Regions from separate parts of the Mus musculus genome. Here regions 1, 2 and 4 are each linked to region 3. A link is a loop called in an ENCODE intact Hi-C map of the cell type or tissue named here. Cell type or tissue: left cerebral cortex. All regions are shown on one strand.

Region 1 (8,000 bases), 180 kb after region 3:
AACAAACAAACAAACAAACAAAAAGCCAAACAAAAGTGACATCATGAAATTTATAAGCAATAGAGTGAATGAGAAAAAAATCATGAGTGTGATATCCTATACCCAGAAAAGTAAATATGTTATGTATTCACTCATATGTAAATATTTGCTATTAAGTCAATTATAACCAAACTACAATCCACAGAACCATAGAGGTTAGGTATGGAATGAGAGACTAGAGGGAACACATAGTTCTCATTAGGAAAGGGAAATAGAGTAGGTGTATATGGATGGATCTCTGGGTCTAGAATGGGATGGGAAGTTGAGAATGGGGAGTGGAAGGACATATGGGGAGAGACAGCTAAAATTAATTGCCATTTGAGGGGTTGTAAAGGAAACCTAATACAGTAGAAACCCCCTAAAATACACATGTGAATGAAGTTAAATGAAATTACCAATTAAAGGGGGCAGGGGGAAACAGAGACGCAACTGGCCATCTCTTGTCAGCAAATGAAGCTTCCAGAACTGGTGTTGGGTTACACCTAATTGAGTTATTAGAGAATAACCCAATAAAAAGAAAATAACCCAATAGAAAGAGAGACCATGGGAATAATCAAACAATTCATTCTGTTGCCAAGACTTTAGGTTACTCTCACAAATTGACAGTAAAGCCGCATTGCTGAAAACAATACCTGCACAACTCACAGACTATGGAGTTGTCTATATGGTGCCTACATAGAGACTTCACCCCTATGTTCCAGCATCTTCATTACAGGAAGGTAGTGTGCATGCTATGAAAGGAAAAGCACAAAAACCAAGTCAGCCACTATCTGCAAGATATGTTAGGGCAATGGTGGCTAGCATTTTATAGAAGTAACCAACCAATAACTGAATTGACTTATGGCCCAATCCTTAAGATGCAACACATACACAGCACTGCTTAGGTGATCAAGAACCTGAAATTTGATACCTTAGAGACATAGGGTGAAAAGAGGTACTACTGTTCTAAAAGAAAAGAAACAGAAGAAAAGAGAACAGAAGAGAATAAAGAATAGTGATAAAATGATTGCTAGTAATATTCTTCTACTCTACTTAGAGATTAGTGCTTTGTTCAACCATCATCAGAGAAGCTTCCTCTTGAAGGAGATGGGAACAAATACAGAGGCCCACAACTAGGTATTACACAGAGTGAGATACCTTAGAACACTCATTTGTAAGTGGGATGTCACTGTCAAATAATCCCCTCAGATTGCAGGGAACCCTGACAAAGAGAAGGCTGAAAAAAACATAAGAACCATAAGGGATGGAGGATAACAAGGAAACAAAGCCCCCTAAGTTAACATGAGCAAAGCTCATATGAACTCATAGAACCTGAAGTAACATGCAAATGGGCTGCAGGGGTCTGTAGCAGATCCTCTGTATAAATGTAATAACTTCTGATTTAGTGCTTTTATGAAATTCATAAGAACATATTCAATTAGGATTCTGATTCTTGTCCACTCTTTTGTGCTCTTTTCCTTCTCTTTGTCTGTCTTTTCTGACTTCAATGTAATAGTTTTATCTTACGTGAAAATGTGAAAAGAAAAAAATCACTATTTATTAAAATTGATTTAAGATGAAGTTTGAAAAAAATCTTAAAAGCAAATGAATCCATCCAAATGTCATGGAAACTTCAAACACATATGACTCCAAGCCCAAATGATTTTATGAGGAATTCTGTTAATATTTAAGGTTAAAAGAGACTATTAGTATACAGACTTCTAGGAAATTCACACTAAATGCATTACAAGAGAATTTTAGACCAATACCCTTCATGAACACAGACAAATGAAAGAATAATCAATTGTATAAAAACACTAGCAAACTGTATCCAGAAGCAAATGATAAGGTTGATGCATCATTATCAAAAGAGATGTATCCCAGGTACTCCAGGCCAACTTAGCCTTCACAAGAAAATCAATGAGGCAGTCATGTTGGCCCAGACCTGTAATCCCAGCATTCTAAAGTCAGAAGCAGGAGGAACATTATCCTTGATTATCAAAGATTATCCTTGGCCATATATTAAGTTCTAGGTCCAGCTAGACTACATAGGACACTGTCTCAAACAAACACAAAGAAAACAAAGTCAATCTGTAAAATTTTGCATATTAAACAAACAAACAAACAAACAAATAAATAAATAACTAAACATCTCCAGTTATGCTGGATCAGAGTCCCAGAAAATGACCAGTGATCATGTTAAGAAAGAAGCCCACTAGACAAAAAAGTTTAGAATATCATGCCTATGCTCAGTGAGATGACGGGTTTGTTGCCAGGGAACAGCTGGATAGATCAGACTTAAAAGGTGCCCCATCAGTCTCACCAAAGCAGTAATTTTGATCCAGTAAACAACCTGGCATCTGATGAGGGTACCTAGCTGCATTAGCTGAATGTGGCTGTAATAGGCTGAAGTCATCAGAAACCCCTGATGGTCAGCACTCACTCCTGAAAGTTGTTTCTTCTATATTTGGCTGTCAATATCTCAGACTACCTTAAAAGACAAGCCACCTGCTCTATGAGCAGAAGCAAAATTTCACTACCAACTCAGAGTCCTGACATGCCTTGGTTTTCAGGGTAGCCTAAAACTAGGATTCTCCTAGGCCCCATATGCCCATTGATCTGTACCAGCACATTGCAGGTTCACACAGTCTCCTGTGCCAAAGGCAACCACACTACTTTTTATTTGTGGTTGCACTCAGAGTTTTCTCATGGTCAATGACCCCTAAGACCCAAAGAGAAGCAGGTGAATCTGAGGTTAATGAAATATGGAAATGCTTAAGAGGATTTTCACAACCCAAGAAACTCTTCGATGGGTTGGCTCTCATGAAATGTTGAGTCCTGTTTTCCATGGCATGGTAGAACTGATGTTGTCACTCTGTGGTCAGGAGCAGGGAAGCTGGCAGGGTGGAGAGAGATTAGTGGGCCACAAATATGTAACTGGTATTGCCCAGCAGCTGGGAGCTGACAGTCTACAGGGACCACAAGTCTACAGGAGAAGAGCAACAGCTCAACTGAATTAAAACCATTTATGACTTAAAGCATAAGATAGGAATGCATTTGATTATCTAAGAGTTTGATATATTACTTAATAAACAATTTTTACATTGATTACCTTCAAAATAAGGCATGAATTAAGATAATATGTTCAAGGAATTTAGCATATTGCTAGGATCAGAGTGATGAATCAGTTAAAACCCTGGTAGGTTTTATTATTCTTCTGTATGTGGCAGTAGGTCCAAACAACTTAACTTTAGAAGTAAGACTATGATGTTGGAATTCTTCCTTCTTTGCACTAGAGAATTTTGATGCTTCTTTGAGTTTCTGTACCTGACACAGTGGGTGGAAAATCTCCACTCATGAATTTGGAAAGGGCAGGCACATTGCTACAGCAGCTGCCATCCAATGGTGTGCGGTTAGTTTGTGTAATTGAAGCCAAGTAAAGTGAAGGCAGTGCTGGCAAATGAGCCCTTCTATGGTGCTAAATAAAGAACTGTGAGCCCATTTGGAGTGGGCAGGGAAAAAGAAAAAGTTCCTAACAGTAGGGAATGACTTCATCTAGGGACTGGAGGCTATGTCTAAACATTACCAAATACTGAAATAAAGTTATACAAAATGTCTTTAGTTGTCCAGATCTATTGCTTTGATGTCTATAAAATTAGGAAAATATAATATACTCTTGTTTTGAGACAGGGTCAACAACTTGTTGGCTTGTTCTGTGAAAAGTTATATCATGGATGAATACTGCATACTGGACCAGTAGAGTTGCTTTGTGGGGCTGTCAGGTTGAACCTAGGAACACTCTTCAGCCTCCTTGAAACTGTTCTGTGCAAAACTCACATAGAGATGGAGGTTCTTTGCTATTTGTAGATTGTATGGCCAGTCAACTTTGTTATAATAGTGTTTCCATTCTAAGGATTAAAATATACAAAGAGATGCATTTCAACTTCCTTACTTCTTCAGAATTTTCTGAAAAATGGTCAGTGCACAAAATTCTTCAGATGTTGAATGTCACCACATCCCATAAAATCCACAATTTCATGCCTTTTAGCCTCAGTAGTCAAGTGTTTCGAGGCTGTTGTTTTGGTTGGGACATATCATAGAGAATGAATAGGATTGAATTCAGTTCAGCACAAAACAGTGATTCCAAATTCTGGTTCACAGAGGACGGAACTGAAAAATTTCAAAAAGACACAAAGGAAAAAAAAATAATTTAGCTCAAAGAGTTGATGACAGACAGTTAGTTCCTGATGTAGCAGAAATGCAAATAGAAAATCATGATTGCAGTATTCTAAGGACATACATTCAAGTCCTTGGACAGTCATCATCTTTTGGGTTCAGTTTCCTCTTAAATTATATAATTAAAAAAAATAAAGTCAAGTATTTGTAAAGAGCTACTCATGATTCAGGTTGGATGCTTAAGGAATTTGTTATTTCATCCAGTTGATCTTGTAGCTGTTTGAAGGGTGGCTCTAGAAGTATACATCCTTAGCCCATAGAATGATAGAAAGAAAATGTTAACCCTAACCTTTTTGCCAGTGTTAATTATAAAGACACATTCTCATATTTATCTTTTATGACCAAATCTTTGAATGGACAATATAGCTGTGGACTATGCATTATGGAAAGCTGTGGTACGCCTGCCCTATAGAAGTGCTGTAACACCAAGCTTATGAGATCTACCTTATACTGTAAAAGGCATGGCAGAAGAAATAATGCTCTAACTAACACAAGACATTATGGTATGTTAAGAATCCACTAGTTCACCTAACAGCCCCATGAAATCATTTTATTATATTCACACATGGTTGGAAATTTATTTCAGGAATGATATTTATCTTATGTTCTTACCAGGTACAACAGGTAACTAAATGGAATACTCTGTGGCTACTAGAAATACACATTTCTGCCTTCACTATCACATGACCTAATAATATTGGGCTGTTGGATAATAGCCTACACTGGAAGCATCTTGACATTGTTAAATTAGAAGGCTTATTTTGAATACAAGCCCCATTCTTAGAAAGCTCTTCAAAATGCTAAGAGGTGAATAGAGTCATACTTAATGATAACTAGTAGTATTCCAGAGAGAATGTGGCCCAAGAGAAGTCAGCTGAAAAAGGTTACCAAGAAACCTGCAAAACTCTAAAGCACCTGAGTGATAGACTTCAAACAGGCTTCAAGCAAATTCTCCAGACCACATAATGCAAGGGCAGTTTGTGTAGGGCAATGATAAAACCTTGGAAATGTGGGAAAAATGCCAAGTCTAGACAAATCCATTTGTGATGAAAATACCCATGCCCACTGTTCTGGTCAGACTTTAAATTAATAGATGAGTACTGCTATCAGAATGTTTGAACATTATTTGGTTTATAAGTAATACTTTTACTTTGGTTTAAGTTTAGGTCTGTTCTTCATGTTGAGAATTTCAATCATGAGTACACTGTTTTGCCTAACTTCCCCTCCTCCTCCCTCATACTTCAATTCTAGTGCTCGGTCACTGTCTCTCAAATTCATGAGTTCTTTTCCTATAATTATTATTGTATAAGTGTGTGCATGCACTTGTGTGTGTGTGTGTGTGTGTGTGTGTGTATTCTAAAGACAATGTGTAGGTTAAAATATTTTTAAATTTTCCAACATTTTCACAAAATACTAAATTAAGTGTCCTCTTGGTTGGAATTTTTTGGAGGAATGTGTTTTTGCACAAATACCAGAATTCTCGTTGGGAATTCATTCCAGTTGTCACTGTGGTAGATAGTATAATAATACTTTCCGATGTTTTCGTTAGAGATGAATGCTCGAACTGCATGACTCAACTTGACTTTTCAGTTAAATCCTGACGCCTGTATGAGGAAACTTAAATATTCATTAATCCTTCAAGATTTATCGTTTGAACTAAGGTGTTGCCAGGAATGCTAGCTCTAACCATAGTTTTCTGAATGTCAAATGCATGAATTTCTTGAAGACTTGATATTATGTGTTGCTCAAGTGACAATGGTCAGTTCTACACATGGGGTGAACCCAAGGATTAATCCCTTCCTCCCAACTGTGAAAAGTCATGGCTCAGAAGCAGAGAAGAATTAATCATTCCCACCCCAAGAGAAAGAAAAAGTTCTTTTTGTTTTGTTTTGTTTTGTTTTGAGACAGGGTTTCTCTGTATAGCCCTGGCTGTCCTGGAACTCACTTTGTAGACCAGGCTGCCCTCGAACTCAGAAATCCACCTGCCTCTGCCTCCCAAGTGCTGGGATTAAAGGCGTGGACCACCATGCCCGGCAAGAAAAAGTTCTTAAGATAATTTGGAAGTTGGTGGAGATCCACATCAGTCCTCCTCTTCTTGGTTGAGGTAATTCTGACACACATGCTTTATACTAATGCCAGATTTTCCTGTGGTAATATACTGTGCTAAGTGTCACAATAGCACATCTTTAGTACTTCCTTCTTTTTTTAAAATGCAATTTTCTTCAGTGTTGCCTATACCTAGAAAATTACTTGAACTGTAATTCTTACCTCAGGTTCTTCTTGGAGGTCTAAAATTAAAAGAAAGGTAAAATTCAGATTTCCTTAGAAATTTCTAAAATGGGGCTGTCAACATGGCTTCTCAGGGCAAGAAAACATTCCTTATTTATTCATATTTTTCCTTATTTATTCAAAATAAACAGCCACCACAATGCAATGAGTATTTCTGAAAAATCTAACAGGAAATCCTCACAGCTACCATATATGGCAATTGAATTAACATTTTGAAATCCCAGTTAGTGGAACCCAGTGAGTCATCAGGTGTTAGACAAATGCTGAGTCTGTTTCTAGCCAGTATAACAAGCTCTGTAAAGTAACTCTGGCTACAGGCCTATTCTATTTTTTCAAAGCACATTGAAATAAAATTTTAAAAACTCTGTTAGACTCTCATCGAGCTAAGTGGCAAAAAAAAAAAAAAAAGAAAGAAAGAAAAAAGAAAAAGAAAAAGAAGAATGAAATTTAGAGAAGGTGACACAGCAATCTAGAGAATTTGACACATGAATTAAAATGCACTAGGATGGGACATGGACCTCAAATGAAGCTACCCATACTTGTTGAAAGAGTCCTACTGCAGAGAATGACATTTATTTGGAAATAGATGGAAATATTTAATGGAACTTGATGGAATATAATATTGATATACTTCAGTATGGTAAATTATGAAACTGGGATTATATTATTCATATTATTTCTCTAGTAAGGTGACAATTTAAAGAAAGAAAGAAAAAAATGAAAAAGCCTGAGAGAAGACTCAACTAGCCTTTAAGAAGGAGCTATAAGTTGTAAGACTTACATAAAATGTGGGACAAAATTGAATGTAAATTTGAAAGGTGATCTTTTGTTACTTCGGTGAAAGAATTTACATTAGCTTACAAATTCAGGTCACAGTACACCCACCGTTTTAGAGAAGCCAAGGCAGAAACTCAAGGAACTTGACACATAACAAGAACACAGCCAAGAGCAGAGAGAAAGAAAAGCATCCATGCTGCCAGTGTGCTTGTTCCCAACAAGTTTATGCAGGAACCACTGCCTAGGGAATTGTGTCACTCACAGAGGGCTGTCTTTCCACATCAATTAAAAATCAAGACAGTCTCCCACAAACAAGCCCAACCCATCAAGAATTTGTCCCCATATGACCATAAATTTAGTAAGGTTAACAGTTAATTAATCACTACAGGTACTGGAGACATGGCTCAGCAGTGCATAGTGCATTGAAGAAGGAATATTACCAACATCAGGTGGCCCACAATTACCTGTAACTTCAACTCCAGCAGTTGCAAGCACCTCTATTTGTCTCTGCTAGAGCCTACACTGATGTGCACATATATCTACAGATACAGAGTCAAACACATAATTAAAAAAATAAAACATCTTTAAAATCAAGCTAGCTTGATTGTTTTGGGGAACATCTATGTCTTTTTTTTATTATTATTATTCCTTAATCCATTTTTAGAGTCAAGACTTCATCC
Region 2 (8,000 bases), 220 kb after region 3:
GACTCTCTGGAAAGTCTGACCTTAACAAATCACCCTCAAAGAGAAAATGTTCCCAGACAAGCTGGGCAAGATCTGGGCTCTTCTTATAAATCTCTAGCTAGCCACTGCCCTTTGTTCCCAGAATCACCACTGATTCTCCTCTCCTCTCCTCTCCTCTCCTCTCCTCTCCTCTCCTCTCCTCTCCTCTCCTCTCCTCTCCTCTCCTCTCCTCTCCTCTCCTCCCCTCCCCTGCCCTCCCCTCCTCTCTCCTTTCCCTTAAACTCCCCTGTCCTCTCCCCTCAGCTCTTCCTTTTCCTACCCCTCCCTCTTCCTCTCCCCTCACCTTCCCTTCAAAATCCGATTTATTCCAGGTATGCTAAGTCGAGTTAACCTTTTTTTATAATTTTTTTTTTTAGTGCATTGGTGTTTTGCCTGCATTCATGTTTTTCTAAGGTTGTAGAGTCCCCTTGAACTGGAGTTACCGACAGTTGTGAGCTGCCATATGGGTGCAGGGAATTGAATGCTGGTCCTCTGGAAGAATAGCTGCTAACCACCAAGCTATCACTCCAGCTCCTGAGTGAACCTTAAAAAAATGTTACTCTGTGTGTGTGTGTGTGTGTGTGTGTGTGTGTGTGTGTGTGTGTGTTTCATGACTTAGTTTATGTATGGAAATCACAAGGCAACTTATAGGAGTCCTCCTCTTTATCTACCATGTTGATCCTGAATATTTAACTTAAGTTGCTGGGCTTGATGGCAAATGCTTTTTACCAGCTGAGCCATTTTATCAGCTCTGAATCAACATGTGAAAAATCAATAAGATAACAATAAGCTAAAGAAGAAATCACGTAATCATAATAGAAGCAGAAAGAGTAGATGACAAAATCCTGTATCAATTCACAGTTTAAAAAAAACAAAAACAAAAAAAACAACTCCCAGAAAACCAGAGAAAACTTACTAAATATGATAGAAAACACCTACAAAGACAACTGTACAACTAACATTAGCATCTAAAGGAATTTAGAAGATTATTTGCGAAGATCAGGACAAAATGTTCTCTGTTCGCAACTCCTTTCTGCATCATACTAGAAATCTTAGGAAATGAAACAGGGCATGGAAGGGAATTAAGAAGGGAAGATCAAGAAAAACGAAATAGAATTTCTCTTGTTCACAGATGACATGATTAGCCATCTAGGAAATCTGAAAAAATGAGAAAATAAACCCATTGGAACTAATAAACTACTATACAAGAGTGCCAAGATATAAGATCAGGCTACAAAGCAAATCATTTTCTAAATATTAGCAATGAAAAACTAAAATTTAAAATACAAAATACAATATATGTCTATATGTATACCCCTATCAAAATTAGATAGGTACAAATATAACAAAATGTGTATGATATCTATTTAAGGTAACCTGCAAAATTATGAGACAAATTAAAGAGGAAAAATAGGGGATATTCTATTTTCATAGACAGAATACTCAAAGTTGGCAAGATTTCCCAATGCAACCACTCTACAAAAATCCAGTTAAAATGCCAGAAGTTATTCTATGGAATACTAAAAATAATGATTCTATAGTTCTGTGTGGGGCAAAAATCAAGAATAACCAATACAAGAGGAAAGAAGAACTATATAGCTGAACCATTTATATCATATAACTTGAAGACTCAAAATAAAGCTGTAATTATTGGCCAAAATATAACCAAGTAGATCAGTAACAAATAGTCTCAAATAGATATATTAAAATGCAGTGACTTAATGGAAGAAAGTCAATGAGACTGAGAAAACTTTGTCTTTTTTTTGACAAATGTTGGAAGAACTGCTTGATAGTTTAAGAAACAGAGAGAGGAAGAGAGAAAGGAAAATAGAAGAGACAGGTATAGAGGAAGGAAAGAGTGAAAAGGAGAGATAGAGGGAAGAGGGAGAGGGAAGGAGAAAGATGATAGATAGATAGATAGATAGATAGATAGATAGATAGATAGACACAGAGAGACACAGAGAGAGACAGAGGAATCAGAGAGAATATCAGGTAGAGATCTTCAATTTTTTTGAATAAAATATGGATTTATAACTAAATATAAAGAACAAGATTGTTAAAGTCTTATAGGATAAAAGAGGGGAGATCTATTTCATTCTATAGGGGTGTGATACTAAGAGTTTACATAATGCCAAATTATATATTAGTTCCTGAATGAACTGATAAGTTTACATTTGCTTTGAGCCTAAAATAGTTCTAAAGATTGAGTCTTTGTGAAAACTGTTATAGATGGTGAGTGGATGGGGCTGATACTACACAAAGGGCTGTGGAACCCTCGGGAGAAGACTGGATAGAAGTAAACCTGTGAGTGCTCAGCTGTGCAACATTGGAACGGTAGCAAACCCTCTCATCCTTATCTCTACCTGAGAAGGTGGGTTACAATCAACCTTTACTGGGAGGAAGGTGACATAGGTAGTAACATTTAAAAGTAGCTGAACAGGTAGATCATCTGATCCCAAATCGTCATTTTTACTCCCTGATGTGTCTAGTATTAATTAGACTCATTTCTGCCATGAAATCTATCACATGGTACACATGAAAGTACAGTTCAACTCCAATTTAACCCTTATTCCAGGATCCAGTTGATGGTGTATATTTTGTTAAGAAGAGTAGATCATGTTTTTTTTTTTAAAAAAACTATATGTCAGGTGTTCAGCATATTTGTTAAGTAAATATATGAGTTGGAGCTGCATATATACAGAACTGAGTTAGGTCCATGAAAACAGTGCTGAGTAAAAAGAGATCCACACATGGGTTGTTCTAGTTTACATTTGTGTTGTGGAATGATTCTGTCAATGCATTATACCTGTAGTATTTATAAATAATGAATGTTTTGAGCACCAATATGTACTAAAAACTGTGCCCAGCATCAAGGATTCAGTCGTGAGTGATTTTCTTTCATGGAGCTATATGTTATTTTTTCATGAGATGCCTATACAGCAAAGTGGATGCTAGGATACCCACACTTTTCTCTGTTCTTGACGTATATAAATACACCAACTGTTTAATTGGCCATTTTGTCTAGCTTTGAAGACTTTGAAAGGGTTGCTAAGTTTCGTTACTGTGAATAAATGCTGCCCCCTTCTGGATCATTGGCAAAAATACCAAAGACATTAACAGTTCCTGTGTTTGTAAAATTGGGGACAGAGGTTAAATTTTATTATTTAACCAAAAAAGAGTTCTATGCTTGAAAAGCTCCACCTGCTTGTCTATATCTGAGAACTGAAGATATCAGCAACAAGGAAGCATAGAAGGAACCACCATGACCTATGATACATTTTCCAAATTCACTAGACCAGAGCCAGGATTACAGATATTCTTATTGTTTGTGTGTGTGTGTGTGTGTGTGTGTGTGTGTGTGTGTGTGTGTGTGAGAGAGAGAGAGAGAGAGAGAGAGAGAGAGAGAGAGAGAGAGAGAGAGAGATCATAGTCTGCAGATTTCCAGGCAAGAGAGTTTAAGAGAAGAAAGAGAGAGAGAGAGAGAGAGAGAGAGAGAGAGAGAGAGAGAGAGAGAAAGAGAGATCATAGTCTGCAGATTTCCAGGCAAGAGAGTTTAAGAGAAGAGAGAGAGAGAGAGAGAGAGAGAGAGAGAGAGAGAGAGAGAGAGAGAGATCATAGTCTGCAGATTTCCAGGCAAGAGAGTTTAAGAGAACATTTGGTCTATAAGAACAGATTTAATATTCTATTCCACTAAAGATAATCCTTTAGCAAACAGTCATCAATCATCCACTATGTGCTAAGATGCCATGAATACAATAACCACGAAGAGCTGGACTCGTCTGTACCCATTCAGAAGATAAAAATGCAAGTCAATGATTAGAGACAGCACTTTGATGACACCCTCCAACAGAGACCTTCTGTGTCTGGAAGGACTCACCCATCTCAGACTGAAAGGGATGGAGGAAGGCTGTCTAAAGGAACTGGTTTCTTACTGTCCAGGTTTTCAAGGTCCCTTATGAAATAAAAGGAGCACAATGCCAAATTTCAATCAGGTATTCATAACACTCTTTTTATTTTTTTTTTGTCCTTGTGGTATGGAATCTTTTTTTTTATTATGTATTTTCCTCAATTACATTTCCAATGCTAACCCAAAAGTCCCCCATACCCTCAACTCCCCTACCCACCTATTCCCACTTTTTGGCTCTGGTGTTCCCCTGTACTGGGGCATATAAAGTTTGCATGTCCAATGGGCCTCTCTTTCCAGTGATGGCTTACCAGGCCATCTTTTGATACATATGCAGCTAGAGTCAAGAGCTCCTGGGTACTGGTTAGTTCATAATGTTGTTGCACCTACAGGGTTGCAGATCTCTTTAGCTCCTTGATTGCTTTCTCTATCTCCTCCATTGGGGGCCCCGTGATCCATCCAATAGCTGACTGTGAGCATCCACTTACGTGTTTGCTAGGCCCCAGCCTAGTCTCACAAGAGACAGCTATATCAGGGTCCTTTCAGCAAACGCTTCCTAGTGTATGAAATGGTGTCATCATTTGGAGGCTAATTATGGGATGGATCCCTGGATATGGCAGTCTCTAGATGATCCATCCTTTTGTCTCAGCTCCAAACTTTGTCTCTGTAACTCCTTCCATGGGTGATTGTTTCCAATTCTAAGAAGGGGCAAAGTGTCCACACTTTGGTCTTCATTCTTCTTCAGTTTCATGTGTTTTACAAATTGTCTCTTATATCTCGCTATACTAAGTTTCTGGGTTGATATCCACTTATCAGTGAGTACATATCATTTGAGTTCTTTTGTGACTGTGTTATCTCACACAGGATGATGCCCTCTAGGTCCAACCATTTGCCTAGGAATTTCACAAATTCATTCTTTTTAATAGCTGAGTCGTACCCCATTGTGTAAATGTACCACATTTTTTGTATCCATTCCTCTGTTGGGAGGCATCTGGGTTCTTTCCAGCTTCTGGCTATTATAAATAAGGCTGCTATGAACATAGTGGAGCATGTGTCCTTCTTACTGGTTGGGACATCTTCTGGATATATGCCCAGGAGAGGTATTGCAGGATTCTCCGGTAGTACTATGTCCAATTTTCTGGGAACCGCCAGACTGATTTCCAGAGTGGTTGTACAAGCTTGCAATCCCACCAACAATGAAGGAGTGTTCCTCTTTCTCCACATCCAGCCAGCATCTGCTGTCACCTGAATTTTTTATCTTAGCCATTCTGACTGGTGGGAGATGGAATCTCGGGGTTGTTTTGATTTGCATTTCTCTGATGATTAAGGATGCTGAGCATTTTTTCAGGTGCTTTTCAGCCATTCGGTATTCCTCAACACAAAGACAAAAACCACATGAACATCTCATTAGATGCGGAGAAAGCATTTGACAAGATCCAACACCCATTCATGATAAAAGTCTTGGAAAGATCAGGAATTCAACGCCCATACCTAAACATGATAAAAGCAATCTACAGCAAACCAGTAGCCAACATCAAAGTAAATGGTAAGAAGCTGGAAGCAATCCCACTAAAATCAGGGACTAGACAAGGCTGTCCACTCTCTCCCTACCTCTTCAACATAGTCCTTAAAGTCCTAGCCAGAGCAATTCGACAACAAAAGGAGATCAAGGGGATACAAATTGGAAAAGATGAAGTCAAAATATCACTTTTTGCAGATGATATGATAGTATATATAAGTGACCCTAAAAATTCCACCAGAGAACTCCTAAACCTGATAAACAGCCTCAATGAAGTAGCTGGATATAAAATTAACTCAAACAAGTCAATGGCCTTTCTCTACACAAAGAATAAACAGGCTGAGAAAGAAATTAGGGAAACAACACCATTCTCAATAGTCACAAATAATATAAAATACCTTGGCGTGACTCTAAGGAAGTGAAAGATCTGTATGATAAGAACTTCAAGTCTCTGAAGAAAGAAATTAAAGAAGATCTCAGAAGATGGAAAGATCTCCCATGCTCATGGATTGGCAGGATCAACATTGTAAAAATGGCTATCTTGCCAAAAGCAATCTACAGATTCAATGCAATCCCCATAAAAATTTCAACTCAATTCTTCAACGGATTAGAAAGGGGAATCTGCAAATTCATCTGGAATAACAAAAAACCTAGGATAGCAAAAACTCTTCTCAAAGATAAAAGAACCAGTGGTGGAATCACCATGCCGGACCTAAAGCTGTACTACAGAGCAATTGTGATAAAAACTGCATGGTACTGGTATAGTGACAGACAAGTAGACCAATGGAATAGAATTGAAGACCCAGAAATGAACCCACACACCTATGGTCACTTGATCTTCGACAAGGGAGCTAAAACCATCCAGTGGAAGAAAGACAGCATTTTCAACAAATTGTGCTGGCACAACTGGTGGTTATCATGTAGAAGAATGCGAATTGATCAATTCCTAACTCCTTGTACTAAGGTCAAATCTAAGTGGATCAAGGAACTCTACCTAAAACCAGAGACACTGAAACTTATAGAGGAGAAAGTGGGGAAAAGCCTCAAAGATATGGGCACAGGGGAAAAATTCCTGAATAGAACAGCAATGGCTTGTGCTTTAAGATCGAGGATTGACAAATGGGACCTCATAAAACTGCAAAGCTTTTGCAAGGCAAAAGACACCATCAATAAGGCAAAAAGGCCACCAACAGATTGGGAAAGGATCTTTACCTATCCTAAATCAGATAGGGGACTAATATTCAATATATATAAAGAACTCAAGAGGGTGGACTCCAGAAAATCAAATAATCCCATTAAAAAATGGGGCTCAGAGCTAAACAAAGAATTCTCACCTGAGGAATACCGAATGGCTGAGAAGCACCTGAAAAAATGTTCAACATCCTTAATCATCAGAGAAATGCAAATCAAAACAACCCTGAGATTCCATCTCACACCAGTCAGAATGGCTAAGATAAAAAATTCAGGTGATAGCAGATGCTGGCTGGATGTGGAGAAAGAGGAACACTCCTCCATTGTTGGTGGGATTGCAAGCTTGTACAACCACTCTGGAAATCAGTCTGGCGGTTCCTCAGAAAATTGGACATAGTACTACAGGAGGATCCTGCAATACCTCTCCTGGGCATATATCCAGAAGATGTCCCAACCAGTAAGAAGGACACATGCTCCACTATGTCCATAGCAGCCTTATTTATAATAGCCAGAAGCTGGAAAGAACCCAGATGCCCCTCAACAGAGGAATGGATACAGAAAATGTGGTACATTTACATAATGGAATACTACTCAGCTATTAAAAAGAATGAATTTATGAAATTCCTAGGCAAATGGTTAGACTCATCCTGAGTGAGGTAACACAATCACAAAAGAACTCAAATGATATGTACTCACTGATAAGTGGATATTAACCCAGAAACTTAGTATAGCGAGATACAAGATATAATTTGCAAAACACATGAAACTGAAGAATGAAGACTAAAGTGTGGACTCTTTGCCCCTTCTTAGAATTGGAAACAATCACCCATGGAAGGAGTTACAGAGCCAAAGTTTGGAGCTGAGACAAAAGGATGGACCATCTAGAGACTGCCATATCCAGGGATCCATCCCATAATTAGCCTCCAAATGATGACACCATTGCATACACTAGGAAGCGTTTGCTGAAAGGACCCTGATATAGCTGTCTCTTGTGAGACTAGGCCAGGACCTAGCAAACACATAAGTGGATGCTCACAGTCAGCTATTGGATGGATCACAGGGCCCCTAATGGAGGAGCTAGAGAAAGCAACCAAGGAGCTAAAGAGATCTGCAGCCCTGTAGGTGCAACATTATGAACTAACCAATACCCAGGAGCTCTTGACACTAGCTGCATATGTATCAAAAGATGGCCTAGTCGGCCATCACTGGAAAGAGAGGCCTATTGGACATGCAAACTTTATATGCCCCAGTACAGGGGAACTCCAGGGCCAAAAAATGGGAATGGGTGGGTAGGGAAGTGCGGGGGAGTGTATGGGGGACTTTTGGGTTAGCATTGGAAATGTAATTGAGGAAAATACGTAATAAAAA
Region 3 (8,000 bases):
TCACTGATAATCACAACTATCTCATCATTGCTACTACAGCTGATGTTCTTCACTGATATCAAAATAGCAATACTTCCACTGTTTGGAGTCCCAGCAACCCCCCCAACCACATCATGTATGCAAAGGGTCTAATGCAGACCCATACCATCTCTGTTGTTGCAGCTTTAGTCTTTGTGAGCCACTTTTGAGCCCTGCTTAATTGATTCTGTGGCCCATGTTTTCCTGGTGTTCCTGACCATGCTGGCTCCTACAATCCTTTCTCCCTCTCTTCTTCAAGTGTTCCTGGAGCTCCACCTAATGTTTGTCCATGGGTCCCTATTCCTGCTTACACCAACTACTAGTGGAAGCCTCTCTGATGATCACTAGGCACCCATCTATGACATAGATACAAGCATCCCTGCGTACATGTGTACGGACATACATATTTATTTTTGCCAACTGTGTTTGGTTCTACCTTTGATCTCTGAGCCATCCAGCTTCTGAATCCTGGCCATCCAGGCAGGGTCAGGCATGAGCTTCCTCTAGTGGTTGGACTTCCAGTTAGACCAGTTATTGGTTGGCTACTCCCACAAGCTCAGAGCCACCATTGTCCCAGTGCATTTATTGCAAGCAGTACTGGTTCATAGGTTGGTGTCCCAGTCCCACCACTGATAACCTAACCTGGCTACAGAAGATGGCCAGTTCAGGCTCCATATCCTCCATTACTAGGAGTCCTCTCTAGGGTCACCCTGATAAACTCCAGGAAGTTTCCACTGCACTAGGTTTCTACATCACCCCCTAAATATTCACCTATTCCAGTTGTCTCTCCCTGTGGGCTCTCCCTCCATCCCACCTACCCCACGATGATCTCTCTTGTTCCTATACCCTCCTACTCCTAGTTCATCCACAAAATCTATTCTAGTTCTCCTTCCCAGAAAATTCTGTGCCTCCCTCCTAGACCTCTGCTCTTTATATAACTTCTCTGGGTCTGTGGATTGTAGTATGACTATCCTGTACTAATAGCAAATATCCAATTCTAATTCAATACATATTGTGTTTATCATTCTATGTCTGGGTTGCCTCACTCAAGATAAATTTTTTTTCTAATTCCTTCCATTTACATGCTAATTTCACGACGTCATGTTTTCCTAGCAGACGAGTAATACTCCATTGTGTAAATGTGCCACATTTTCTTTATCTATTAGTTGCTTGAGGGTTGTTTCAAGTTTCTGGCTATTATGAATCCTGAACATAGATGAGAAATGTCCACATGGTAGAACAGGACATCTTTTAGGTTTATGTCTAAGTGTGGTATTACTAAGTTTTGAGTTAGGTAGATTCCCAGTTTTCTGAGGAACAGTCATATTGATTTCTATAGTGGCTAGATGAGTTTCCACTCTCACCAACAATGAAGGAATATTCTTGCACCACATCCTTACCAGCATAAGGTGTCATTTGTATTAGTGCTCCTAGCCATTCTGACAAATGTAAGATGGAATCTCAAAATAGGTTTGATTTGCTCTTCCCTACTGGCTAAGGATGTTGAACATTTCTTGAAATGCAGTCCTTACAAGTTAGTGGAGTGTTTCATTTGTAAATGAGAATTTATAAATTAGCTTTCATGTCTATTTTAAGACAAATGCAACTGTCTTCCTGTGAGATCATGATTGTCTATTTCCTGGTGACTGGAAAATTCCTAAATAATAGTTTAAGAAAATTTGAATTCGGAGAGAGGAGAGCAGGAAGTTCAGGACTGGATTTGTAAGGCTCAATTTCTCAGTTGAGGTTTCTGTTTCCAGGTAAGGCTACTTGTGTCAAGCTGACAGGAAAAGCCAACCTAGCTGTCACAAGCTAAAAGGCTTTCCTGCAGTACAAGTGTTATATCACCAAGGTCAGGAAACACAGAGGAAAGGTCCCTTAGATTGAAATCTTTAAACCAAAATGAACCTTTATTTCTGTCAAATATTTTGTCACAATGGCAAAGAGTCTACTTAGCATAGACACCTAATGTAAGAAGTAGGGTCTTGCGGTGATAGTATAACCATGCAGTTCAGAAGCCTCTGAGGTGGTTTGTGGCAACAGTTTAGAAAAATTAAGATTCACCTTAAATTCTATAAGCAGAGAGCTCAGAAAGCCAAATGCTGATAGAAATGTTGAGCTAAAAGCTGAGTTGAGTGAGGTTCTAGGAATGGCTGGCAAAGATGCACAAGGATCTCAGTTTGGATGCCTAGCATTTATGTTTTTAAAAAGCTACACATGATGGTACATAACTGCAATTCCAATGCTTGAGACACATGTAATATCTGGGAAGGAGCGCTCTAAGCAGCAGGCAGGCAGCACAGGAATGAGGTCACCTGGCTTGCCAATAGCAGCCTATATCATTCAACCACACGCTCCCATACTGGACATGAAGGTACAGACTTTGGTGTTGCTTTCTAAAATGTTTTTAGTATATTTCTCTGCTTTGTGTACAGGGAAATGAGCTTGAATTGGAGAGCAGAAGACAACTTGTAAGAATTTTTTCTTCTGTCATGTGTTTTGTGGATTGGACTCAGGTGAGTTTTGGAGACAGGTGTCTTTACCCACTGAGTCACTTGTTAACGTGGGGCTACAGAATGTAATATTTGGCCTCTGTTGTAGTCTTGATTTTGTCTAATTCACCCTCCTATTCTAGCTATCCTTCTTGGGATGGGGATATTTCCTCAATGTCATTGTATGTGGGAATCATTTAACTACCTTTTTAAATTTTGCAGGGTGTATAGATGTACTAGCTTCCCTTGATTTCTCAGAGGAGGCTCTGCACTTGCACTTTTGAACAATAATGGAATTGTTATGATTCTAGGTCCTCTTGAAGATTAACCTAGTACATTATTAGATGTACTAAGGACTTTGGCAGCAGAATTTTTTTTTTATATCAAGTTGACTTATGATGGATTGGTGTCAACTGGACTGGATTGAGAGACTAAGTAAAGTTTACCTCTGTGTGTTTGCAAGTAAGTTTCTGGAGAGTATTGTCTGAGGTGGGGCAGGGGGCACCTTGAATGGAACTGACATTAATAGGTTGGGAACCCAGAGGGAATAAAATGGACAGAAAGAACTCACTGGCATAGGGTATTCTCTTGGTTCCTGAGCTGCCAAAGTGTGAGACGTTTTCCTGTACTGTGCCCTTCTGCCATGATGTACTGTCTCAGTAAAACTGCAGAGAAATGAGTCAGGGACTGTGAATAGAGACCCCTGCAACTGGGGGCCAAAATAATTTCTTTGAGTTGTTTGTGTCAGATGTTATGTCATAGTGAAGAAAAATCTCATTAACACAGCTTGTATATGTTCATGTTTCAAAAATCCTTTGAATGCATGGAGACAGTGGCCTATCTGTTCCTCAGTTTACTTTCCAGTCATCAAATGCGAAAAGACCCTACATACTTTGTGTGCAGCACCTTTTGGCATCGACTCAGTGAGTCAGGCAGAGACTGAAGACAGGTTTGGATATTGCAAATTTTGTTAGTTTTGTTCTGAGGATGAACAGTGAACAATCGTGATTTTTGTAGTGCTGAACTGAGCCTGTGTTCCTCTTCTGCATTCTTCTAAGGGTCGATTTGTAGGGGAAAATTCAAAAGCCTGCCTGTAGTTTATAGAATGCATTGTGATGCAGATCAAATGCAGTCCTATATAGAAAATAGCTTAGTGTGTGTGAGCCTAAAAGTCTTTCCACAATTATTCAGCTTTGCCATTATGGTGAGGAAATCACCATACATGCTACCTGAATGGGTGCTGAAAACTAACACTTAGAATTTCTATTTGTGAATATTATCTTGATTCATAACACTGTCAAATAGCTTAGCATGAAACCAAAAAAAAAATGAGCATCTTTTTTTGGCACATCTATAAACGATGACATTACTTTATCCACTTAGCACACAGTTGTATGTAAGATTTAAAACATTGCTGAGGCTCAACAAAATTGCTAAACCTTTTTAGCAACGAAATGAACAAAATTAGCAGCACTGTAGTGGAACCATGGATGAAAATATCCTTTGGAAAAACAAGACTGGCCCATATGCAAGAGGTGGGAAGAAGTTAGACACAATTGTTCCACAGCAGGCTTGCATTTGGAAATGAGGCAAGGAGGCCATTCATTACTATACTAAATATTGCCTTCTGCTTACCAGACATTTATTTTTTAAGAGCAAATGATAAAACAAGATCTGAATTATTTTTGTAGACTGGGAATATAAGCTAGTGTCTCCATTTATTTATTTTTGTCACACACGCACACATTTTTAAAGCTTCAACCATCAAACCTATGCTTGTACACATTTACTGAGTTCCAGAAGATAATTTACTAAGGTTGTTATAACTCGGCTTCAAGCAGAATGCTGCACTTGAGTCGGGGAGTCCTGAGGGAAAGGGAATGTTTAGCAGTGACGAGTATTTTTTTTCTTTTCTTTTTTATTATTAGATATTTTCCTCATTTACATTTCAAATGCTATCCTGAAAGTCCCCTATACCTTCCCCCCCGCCATACTCCCCAACCCACCCACTCCCGCTTCCTGGCCCTGGCATTCCCCTGTACTGGGGCATATAATCTTCGCAAGACCAAGGGCCTCTCCTCCCAATGGTGGCTGACTAAACCATCCTCTGCTACATATGCAGCTAGAGACACGAGTTCTGGGGGTACTGGTTCTTGTGAGGCTATATGCCAGTGTTTGGCAAATACAGAAGTGGATGCTCACAGTCATCTATTGGATGGAACACAGGGCCCCCAATGGAGGAGCTAGAGAAAGTATGCTAGGAGCTGAAGGGGTCTGCAACCCTACAGGGGAGACAAGTATTTTTTTTTTTAATCAGTAGCTTTTGAGAATGGAGCAGGCAAAGGGCACATGTATTTCCAAGATTACATTATACATATTTGACTTTACTTTTCAAGTAGAGTGATATCACTTCTCATTCTAACCCATTTCCAATCACCATGGACAAGTAGATTCTTATCAAGAAACTCAATTTTAGAATTTTAGAATTGAGTCTTTAAAAGATCTGTCCTGAGATTTGGGGCACAGTGAGAGTTTAGAATGTGTACAATATTCTTGAATCACTGTGTTAACTTTCTATCATACTGCTGTGAACAGGTGAGGTCAGCAATGATGTGGGGGTGGGGATGGGAGTGAAAACTTACCCTGTTGAGTATCTCTGCCTTCTTTCCACACATTAAGCAGATCCAACTCTGCTTCACTTCTAAAAGTGCAGAGCTGTCAGATAGTAAAGAAAAACAAAGTACATGAAGTTTCTCTTAGGTGTAGATGTGGAATAGTGTTTCCTTTCTTGGATCTTAGAAGGCACCTTCATCACAGTACACAAGGATTTTCCTGGTACCATGGGGATTTATTGGCACAAGATATAATATGCTACAGAGGTACCACTCCCATCCACAGAATTATGTCTAGTGGATGACAAAGCAAATATACACCCGGCTCCTGACACGTGATGTGCAGAGTCTGAAAAAGAGGGGATGGGAAACTTGAAAAGAAAAGCAAGAAAACAGAACAGAGAAATAAGTTTGCTGCTAGACCTCAACCTTGCTTAATTATAAAAATCAAAAAAAAAAAAGCATACAGTTAAAAGAAAAGCAGACATTACAGACGTGAGACTTTTGGCTGGAAGAGGAGAGGTGCTCTGTTGAGCAGAGAGATCAGCTAAAAGGCATAGGATAAAAATGAAGTTAAAGAACTGCCTAATCTCAGAGGATTCTCAGAATAATCTAAGAAGAATTCATTGGATGACCTTAAAATAGCAAATTGGTAGGCCTTTAATGATACATTTATACCACTTTTAGTACCTTTAAACATGGATTTGCCTGAAAATAAATGTAGAAAACTATGTTTGGTGATTAACATTTTGTCTTGCAAATTCAGCCTTATATTCAGACCTTTCAATCTATGAAAAACAGTTATCACTACAAACAATAATAATGAAATACAATTATTCTATGCAAATATGTATCAATAAAATGATTCCTAATGACATTCTGCTATGCCTATAGCTCAATTCCTTACTCGCCATCACCGGAGACCCACAACCAAAAACTATGCAAAGAATGAGAGGCCTTGGAATGCTCAGTCCTAAATCAAATTCCTCCCCTCAAGACTCAGGGAACCCTGTGGAAGAGAAGAGTCAAAGAGTATAAAAGTCAAAGGGGATGAAGGATACTGATAAAACAATACTTTGTAAATCAATATGACCAAAGTACGTATGAACTCACAGAGATGGAAGCAGCATATACAAGGCCTTCAAGGGTCTGCATCACATCCTTTGCATATATATTACGGTTTCTATTTTAGTGTTTTTATAGGATCCCTGAGTGGATAAACAAGTGGCTCTCTGTTTCTTGTGTCTTCTCTCAGGCTCTTTTCCTTTAGACATAGAAGTACCTATACAATTTTTGTTTTCTTGTGATAAAGAGAGCATCTGGTGATATTTGTACATGTGTCAACACACAGCAAATAAGTTTGTGAAGGAGGACTATCTCTCCTACTTGAGCTTTTGTTTGGAGATGGAGTACATACATAAATAATTGAGTAATTAATCTGCAGGAAATAGGGCTAATTTGCCAGTGTAGATGTTATACTTGTAAAGGCCTAGGCCATCCAGGCTTATAAAAACTTTATATTCTCTGATTAACTTTGAAAATGTCCCTGGCTAAGGAGCAGAAATTTCAAGAAAGTAGAACAATGTTGTCCAAACACTTGTTAATTTCCATATAGGTCTCTCGGGCTTCATTCATTTAGGAGATGCTTACTGTGTGCCAGGCATAATTCAAAGTATTGGCAATACAATGAGACTATGATGAACATGGATCTGATTATTAAATATCCATGGTCTGAGCTCCCAAACTCTTAGACAAGTTTGAATCTGGTTATAATTTAATATAATTAGAAGAAAGATTCCTTTGTATAAATCTAGATTGCTGCTGAAATTATTTGTAATTGAAAAGGACTGGTGATACACTTCTAGTCTGGACCAACAACCCATTTAAAAATCACTAGTAGTTGTAGGTAAATCAGATTTTCTAATTTATGCATGATGTGGTGCAGTAGAACATATTTTTTATAGATCTACAACAGCAGCATTGGGAAGAGAAGCATGCAAGAAAAACACAATTTTAAATTTTGCTTTTTATTTCTAAAATGGGTTTCTGTCATAACTCCTAAAAGGCATCACCATGTAAATTATCATTAAATAGCTCTGGCATAATTTATGTTAAGAGGTTTGGGCCTGTTTATATAGCCTAGAATTTGCTAAAATTAGTAATATGATATTCCATATTTAGCAAACCTACAGAGCAATGAATATGGACTCATGTCTATTGGGGAGTGCCATTTGTTTAAATTCTGTTTGTGGCATTCATGAAATGCAAGGGACTTCCAACTCAAATTCTGCACTATTAGGCTGCAAGTTCTACTCTGAACCAAACCAGATGGTGATCAGCTCTACTCCTATTATCAGCTCAGTGCAGGGATGGTTACCAGACCTTACTTGCATTGTTAACATTTGGAATAGATTAGCAGCAGTTAGGCTGAAATGAGAAACCTTCGTTTTACTAAAAGGTTCAGAGCATATCATATTATAAAATCTGAAAGACTAGTAAGAAAAATTATGAGGGAGAGAATTCACTGTCTACCTCGGTTTCTTCATGAAGGATGTGTTATTTTCCTTTCTAAAAGAATGATGGTGTGGAGTATTGTGGGATTAGAGTCTATAAGACCATCAACCTCCTGAGGTGCCCGTTGCACAACTTCTTGAATTTATCTGTATAGCCATGATCAAAACAAGTCTTGAGCAACAAGAGGATTGCTTACACTTGAGGGATTTTCTCTGCAAAACATCTGCACATAACACACACACACACACACACACACACACACACACACACACCTGCACCATATAACACACATGTCACACATACATGCACATATCACACACACATGTATCACATGCATACACACCACACATGTTTTTACACACAT
Region 4 (8,000 bases), 150 kb after region 3:
GAAGAACAGTCAGTACTCTTAACCACTGAGCCATCTTTCCAGTACCTACAATATCTCCTTAATGAGTATTCCTTTGAAACAAGTCAACATAATGCAAATCTCTCTAGAGAGACTCTCTGGTCAAGGCCACAGCTTCTTTTGTGCTTTATTCTACTTAGCTAAATCATCTCTTTGGAATGTCATAAGAGGACATTCAATCCTTTGTTAAGAGACTTGACCAACCTCAATTATTTTATCCTGCCTATGTCTGCTGAAAAATTCCAGAGAACAACAGACAGAATCACATGGGATTTTGGCTTGAACCAAATAAAACCAGTGTGGAATGCACAAAATAAAGATAGTTTGTCAGAGTGGTAAATCAAATGTCACAACCATGGAACATGATCATTTTACTATGAAGTTTGTTCTTATTAAATGTCCTATGTATTGTGTGTTTTATATAGTATATAAGAGCTTCCTTTGGTTAGTGCAAATAAAAATCTTGATGTCACAAATCATCATTTCTGTTACATAATAAATAGCTCATTTGAGATCTACTAATATAGTACTCTGATTTACTATAAAATATTAATTTTAACTACCTTTGTTAGGTAATTTTTGGTTCAGTTTGGATTCTATAGCTATCAATTCTCTGATACCCTTACTGGAAACATTCATTTCTACTACATTTTCTATTTTCCACACCACTGCAGTAAATTCTAAGCTTGAAATCTGGAACATTCTTAGCATGTAAGGTACTAAACATGGTAAAACCAAGACTTTGTTTATATCCACAAACTAGGATTACTTAGAAATTAGAATCTTCAAGACTGGCTGGTATCTTAGTAGTGTCTGATAACCTTTCCATTTCATAATGACTAAGAGCTTTATAAACTTTTCCTTCTTGGGGAATTACTTCAAGATTGACTAGAAAATAGAGATCACCTGATGCAAACATCTCCCTACCCTAGAACACAAAAGTCCACATGGCAACATCCACCCTTTTTTTTCTGTATATGTAAAGTCTGTCAGTGTCTACAACCTTCCCTCAGATTCTTCCATTTATACTTGGTTTTATAAAACTCAACTGTAAGACATAATATTAAATGTATTAAGTCTGGATCAGAAAGATTCCTATTGCAAGTTTTCTCTCATTTGAGGGCTCTAGATGCAATAAATGCATAATGTCATGTGTGTACATGAATGTATAAGTGGAACTGGGGAGAAAAGGAGATCAATGAAAGGGGTAAGATGGGGGAATCATCAGATATGGGGAGGGATATGCTCAATACATTTGATAAACGGATTAAAAATAATTTCCAAAACAAACAAATGAATCCATCCACACACACAGGTATCTTGTCTTTCTTAACCAGATTTTCTGGCATATTGTTGAGAACATGAGATAAAAACTGTTCAGGAATTCATGGACTCCAAAACAGCTGTTCTGAAAATACCTGTACTAGAGGCCAGTGATAGCTCAAGAGAATTCTGGCTCCTGGTCCCTTGCTATCTCTTACCCTTCTCTGGAAGCTATATGAGGATGTGACCAATCCAGATACTTTGAACCTCAAGGCTAGACCAACTGGATGGATGAGCTTCTTCTTACCATAAGTTCATGAATTTTATTCTTGGAATTTATGAGATAAATATTCTAGAGGCCACTTACTCTAGAGCCTTTGTGTGACATGTCTGGGATCCTGACTCTTGAGATTAAGCCAACCCAAGCACCAAGAAAGGTCCTCAAAGACATCTAAAAATTTCCCATATAATATAACACTGAGCATCAACATCTGTTTTAGGTTCCAATTTTGTCGTCATCCTTGGTAGAAAAGTCAATAACCTTTCTGTCTGGCTGGTATGATTTTAGTTCTCAAGAGTTATACCCTCTCCTCCAGTGTGATTCTACAATTGAAGGCAGTATCTAGAATAATTTTGTCTAAAATATAAAGATTATACTCTCTGCTACACATTTGCATTGTCTTCTCATAAAAGTCAATGTCGTTGCACTTGCCTGTAAAAATCTGTGATTGTTGGATTACCATTTCCCCTTTAACCTCTCGACCTATGTTGTATCTCATCTATCTCCCTTAGATCAAACCCAGAAGAGTATTAGACTGGGTTGTCCTTTCCTTATTTCCAGCTCAATCATTTTGTTCTCTCAGAGTCTTTCTAATCTCTCTATTCAAAATTGTTTGACATCTTTCTATATCTTTCTTTTTTTGTTAGTGCTTCCTACCACCTAAAGTGTGGGAAGCCACATATGCCATTACAAGGTGGCGCTGCCTACCGCTGGCCACCATGCATAAGTTTGGGTAAACAACCAATGTGTACATATGCAGTAAAGTTTTTTGCTGAGTCACTGCCTGGCCCAGGCATGTTAATGAGGTTCTGTGAGGTACTGAGAGCATAACCAATCAGGTGTAGATATGTAAGTGAGGTATGTTAATGAGGTTCTGTTAAGTTCTGAGAGCATAACCAATCGGATATAGACATGTAAATGAGGTAGTAAATGCATAACCAATCTCCTAGGCCTATATAAGCAGCACCAGTTCTGGGCTCGGGGTCTTTTCACCTCTGCAATCAAGCTTTCCCAATAAACGTGTGCAGAAGGATCCTGTTGTGGCATCTGCTTTGCTGGTGAGTTGGGCCCTCACACTAAAGTTCTGTATAAGCATTTGATTTGCTTATGGTCTGCGTTCTCCCAGAAGAATATAACCTTAAAAAAAATGACTTTTTCAGTCACTAAAGGACTAGGGATATCCTCTCCCACTGAGGCCAGGCAAGGCATCACAGTTAGGGGAATGGAATCTACAGGCAGGCAACAAATTCAAGGATTGCTCCCCTTCTAGTTGTTGGGGGACCCATATGAAGACCAAGCTACATATTTGGTACATATGGGGGGCTTTGGTTGGTAATTCAGAATTTGGGAGCCCCTAAACATTCAGGTTTGTTGACTCTGTTGGTACCAGGGGGATGTGATACCCAGAGCACCTCCTCCTTCTTAGAGGAGAAGTAGAGGGAGAAATGGAGGGAAGAACTTGGAGGGGGGCTGATATTGGAAGGTAAAGTGAATAAATTAATTAATTAATTGAAAAAATAACCCACAGTCAGATCACTCAAAAAATGTGTTTTTCTTCTGGTAATCAATGAGGGAGTAAATTCTTTTTCTTTTCTTTTTTTTTTAAATTAATTTATTTATTTTTCGAGACAGGGTTTCTCTGTATAGCCCTGACTGCCCTGGAACTCACTTTGTAGACCAGGCTGGCCTTGAACTCAGAAATTCGCCTGCCTCTGCCTCCTGAGTGCTGGGATTAAAGGCGTGTGCCACCATGCCTGGCTTGGAGTAAATTCTCTTAAAGCAAGTGGAATTACAGAGACAAAACTGTTGTTGCACAATGAAATTGAAGCACAGTCCTGAAAACTCACCTACATGGAAATCTGCTCTTATGCTTCACTGGTCCTCAGACACTATTCTGCGGAGCAGAGCAGACAGACCCAGTTAGGGGTAGGCTGATTCCCTGTCAGCTTTGATGGGGGTGGGGATCCTACTCTTTGTTTCTTTTCAATGGAAATTTTCCCTTTCTTTCTGTTTGCTCTCTCTTCCTTGGAGATGTGGAGTCACTGTAAGATTGGCAAGTTTTCCAGGGAAACCTGGCAAGTGTAATTCCTCCCACTCCCAGTTGTCTGCCTGTCTGCAGAGAATTCGCTCTGGTAGACCATGTGAAAAGTTGCTGGAGGAGGCATTGGACTGTCTTTCCCCCACAGACTGAGTGGGTGAGTGCATTTGCTTCATGGGAAGTTTATTTCTGCAGCTCTCCAGCTGCAACCCTTTTATCTCCATTTGCACTGCTCCATTGTGCTTCAGTTCAGAACTGAAGGGGAGAAAATAACTAGTCACCTAACAGTCTCCTCACATGGCAATGATATTTTCCACAAGCCCATTCTCCACAAGTGCTTAGAAGCTGCTGGCTGAGGAACATGCAGTCATTTGTGTCCTCATAGCAGCTGGAAGCAGAAGGAAACCAAGTATCTTTCCACTTATGCTGTGTTTCCCACTTAGCTCTTTACAGGTTTATTAATCCCTCAATGGGTTTATCTATCTATAATCTGGCGATGCTTATTGTCTTAGTTAGGATTTTATTGCTATGTACAGACACCATGACCAAGGCAACTTTTATAGGAACAACATTCAATTTGGACTGACTTACAGGTTCAGAGGTTCAGTCCATTATCTTCAAGGATGGAACATGGCAGCATCCAGGCAGACATGGTGCAGGAGGAACTGAGAGTTGTATATCTTCATCTAAAGGCTGCTAACAGAATACTGGTTTCCAGGCAGAGAAGATGACAGTCTTAAAGCCTACACCCACAATGACACATGTACTCCAACAAAGCTGCATCTACTCCAACAGGGCCACACCTTCTAAACCATCACACTTACCCTACATCATTCTCTTTCAAGGCAGAAGAGAAGAGCCTTTGTTCTATACCTGCAGTTATCCTATATTCCAGGAACACAAAACCTCACAGGACAACCCCTATGAGCAGGAATCATCTTCTTTTTAATATTTTCTTAAATTTATTTTTATCCACTTTACATCCCAATATCAGCTGCCCCTCTCTTCCAAGTCCACCGCTCTCACAGGTCCCTTTCTCATTCCCCCATCCCCTTCTCATGAAAGAAGGGGTATCCCCACCCTGCATCACCCCTTTTCTACCCCTCACCCCACTTGTACATCAGTCACTGCAGGACAAGGCACATCCTCTTTCATTGAGGCCAGTCAAGGCAGCCCAGTTAGAGAAACAGGATCCAAGGAAGGCAACAGATTCAGGAACAGTCGCTACTCCACTTGATGGGGAATCTTCATGAAGAGCAAGCTGTACATCTGCTACATTTATGCAGAGGCCAAGGTTCAGTTCATGCTTGCACTTTGGTTGGTGGTTCATACTCAAGGAGCCCCCAAGGATCTAGCTTAGTTGACTCTGTTGGTCTTTCTGTCTAGTTATTATCTTATAGAAACAAGACGATGACCCTCAAGCCATGACAGCATGATCATTTATTCTCACTACCTGTGTAACTGGAGCTGAGATAGTGAGCTAATAGATCATATTTTGCCTTACACTGATTTATCGTGCATGTCCCAAAGATGTGGCCACTAGACCTCTTTTCTTTGTTCACCTTCCATTACATCATTACATTCCACATTCATCACATCAGTTTCCTCTGCTTTTTACCACTACTCATCTTATTAATTGATGTATAGGGCTGAACCTAGGATGCTGATACTCTCAGATTAGGATTTTTTGGCCCCAAACTCTTAGCAGCAACTTCTTGGGGAGGTAGGTATTCTGTACCTGATTGTCCTAGAACTTGCAGTGTAGAACAGTGTGGCCTCGAATTCAAAGATCCACCTTTCTTTGCCTCCTGATTGTTGGGATTAAAGGCATGTGTCATCATGCCCAGCTTTCTACACTAGTGGGGATTTCCATTTCATAAACAGGCTGTTCTCCCTGTGGTTGCTAGTTTCTGATTCTCTTGAGTTGAGTTGCAACCACTCTTACAATCATTGCAATTCTGAAGAGACAAATGTATAGCACTCTGATTATATTCACCACATCCAGTGCAAAGTGAAGAATTCAGATAGAATCTCCGTGGTTACATATGTGTGTGTCCTATTTCAAAGTGTAGATAACAAACTACACATCGAAAAATACAAAATTAAGTCTAGAGACATGTACAAGGGAAATTCTGATTTTTTTTTCCCTTAGGAAAAGCAAATCTTATAATACCATATGAGTGTCTACTATTTTAAAATGTTCACAGTTTCAATTTAAATGAAAAATCAAGCCCCTTCAAACTCTAGATTTTTTTCTAAAGAAATCATTATAAAAATGGAATTAGGTTCAGAATTCATAACAAATGAAAACCTTTTTCTTTGGGGTTTTATGAGTATATAGTAGTCATAAAAATCATTTTAAAGTATTCACTTGAGACATTTAAATGTTACACTGTTTTATAGACAATTCCAATCAATATGCTGATTTACACATAAGGGAAATGTTGAATCATTACAGTTTAGAAGGAGAGTGTTTGGCACAGTTAAAAACTGAATCTGTAAGTTCTAGGCAGCTTCATTTTATAAAGATTTACCAACTACCAAGCACAAAGCATGGGGCTAAACCATGGAGACATCCAAAAGATAATCAGAATCAGTGTCCATGACTCTCCCAGTTAGCTTGAGAATAAAGACACGAATTCACTTGATTAAGTATGTGCTACTCTTCTCAGGCTTGGGTGTAGCTTGCTCAGGTATTGGCCAAATATATTAGAGCTATGTTTGAGTTTCAGAATACTGAAATTTTGGCTGGCAAATGCTCTGAAGCATCCAGGAATGGTTCAAATTACATGGTAAGTAAAACCAAACTATAACACAAAATGTCCTTAGAGAATTGAAAGATCTATTATTTTGAGATGTGGACTTTAATCACCATAAATTAAAATTCCAGGGACCAACAGTCTGGTAGTCACTAAGACCAGGTATTGAATGAGAACAAGATGAAATAAAATGAGAAGATTCATAGCCATTGCTGCAAGAGCAGAATGGCCAGCTGGCGACTCATTTCTGGTGGCTACAGGCTGTGTAAATTCTAAGTGTAATGTCTGTCTTAGAGAGACCCCAACAAGCACCAGATTATCCGGGTACAAAGAAAGACATGGATTCTATGAAATCATATAAGTTAGTTAACTATTTTCAGCAGTTACATCTTTGAAGCTTGGTGCATGGGAACCCTCCAAGAAGCAGCAGACAGATAACAAAAGGGGGGAGGGGGAGAAGCATAAACATACCCATGCACATTTGAACTTGCCATATTTGCTCTTTTAATATCACATTGTCTTTAGAGGTGAGTGTAAATCCAGATCTTCTGGATGTATTAGAAATGAGGGGGGAGTTTACAAAGTCAAATCTACAACATTACAAAGGAGCTGGTTGTGTAGTAACAAAAGTTGTGAAGGGAAAGCTGGTATAGCAAATGAATCTCAGAATAATGATTATGAGAAAGAAATAAAAAGCAAAAGCAAAAGCAAGCAAACAAACAAACACTCCCAGTTGGGTGATGAGGAAAGCTCTAGGCTAGGCAGATAGCAATCTGAATCATGGTTCATTTATTTATTTAGTACTTTTCTAGTCTCTAGTAAAGCAAATAATTTGAGTGTCAATGGTAAATCTGAAATTATGACCCTTACCTGATAACTTGAATATAAAGGCTAGAAGATTTTTCTGGTTTATAACTAGTTAATTATTAATGACTTTGGAGATAATTGGCATTTCAGTAATGAAAACTGGAAGCTAAAAGGATAATTAGAGGGGAAATAAAAATAATAAATGCATCATACCTACACTATCAATGTCTCTGATGTAAGAAAGGTAATCAATAAAAGAAAAAGGAGGGATCCGATGATATTTAGATAATAGCAGTAGGTAAAATTAACTTTCACTTTTCCAAGATGGGGAAGATCTGTGAACATAAGGATACTTGGTAAAAATAACCAGCATGAAGGAACGCATATAGAAAAAGTACAGAAAAAAAAAACATAAATCAACATGTAATTTAATGTTTAGCAAGTAAAAGACAATTTTTTCCTTCAAAACAAAAGATATGGACACGACCTAGAGCTAGTGATAGGTGTCTGGATTTTATCCACACTTGTATCAGATACTCAACTTTTTGGTTTTTATTGTGCTCAAGTTTTCCAAGGCAATTGGTAGCTTGCATTCAGTTTCTTTTTCAAGAACGCTTTCTTCCTTTGATTCTCCTGTGTAGAGAAATTCTAGTCCACCAACATGGTTGCTCTGACAAGGTATACTATCCAAAGTCCTTCTAGATTTGCTGATCCAGCTAGACTATAGTCATGCCTTTAATCCCAGGAAACAGAGTTTATGGCCAGCCTGGTATGAAGCAAGGTTCAGGAAAAGGAATCCTTAAGTCCAGAGGTGGTAGTACTAGCCTTTAATCCA

What was found. A loop is a pair of places that touch in the nucleus more often than their neighbours do. Peaks named below come from ENCODE experiments on the same cell type or tissue, not always from the same donor. Only the 100,000 strongest peaks of a DNase experiment are listed, where the experiment ranks them.
Region 1: a loop joins it to region 3, with 12 times the contacts of the local background. A loop is called at or near these places in 2 of 42 quality-filtered maps.
Region 2: a loop joins it to region 3, with 2.6 times the contacts of the local background. A loop is called at or near these places in 7 of 42 quality-filtered maps.
Region 4: it touches region 3 in a loop (5-fold over the local background); 2 of 42 quality-filtered maps call a loop at or near these places.

Annotation. Positions count from the first base shown.
Region 1 is chr15:43,714,331-43,722,330 of GRCm38, forward strand. No RefSeq gene overlaps it. Among named protein-coding and RNA genes, the nearest start is that of Tmem74, 150 kb to the right of the region's middle. In left cerebral cortex, no CTCF peak of the experiment used is centred here; DNase peaks (open chromatin) are centred at 3,439 and 6,797; H3K27ac peaks cover 2,003 bases.
Region 2 is chr15:43,755,371-43,763,370 of GRCm38, forward strand. No RefSeq gene overlaps it. Among named protein-coding and RNA genes, the nearest start is that of Tmem74, 110 kb to the right of the region's middle. In left cerebral cortex, a CTCF peak has its summit at 3,118 (motif pointing left); a DNase peak (open chromatin) is centred at 3,059.
Region 3 is chr15:43,537,961-43,545,960 of GRCm38, forward strand. No RefSeq gene overlaps it. Among named protein-coding and RNA genes, the nearest start is that of Gm41316, 39 kb to the left of the region's middle. In left cerebral cortex, no CTCF peak of the experiment used is centred here; a DNase peak (open chromatin) is centred at 4,033.
Region 4 is chr15:43,691,962-43,699,961 of GRCm38, forward strand. No RefSeq gene overlaps it. Among named protein-coding and RNA genes, the nearest start is that of Tmem74, 170 kb to the right of the region's middle. In left cerebral cortex, no CTCF peak of the experiment used is centred here; DNase peaks (open chromatin) are centred at 3,697 and 4,277; H3K27ac peaks cover 1,985 bases.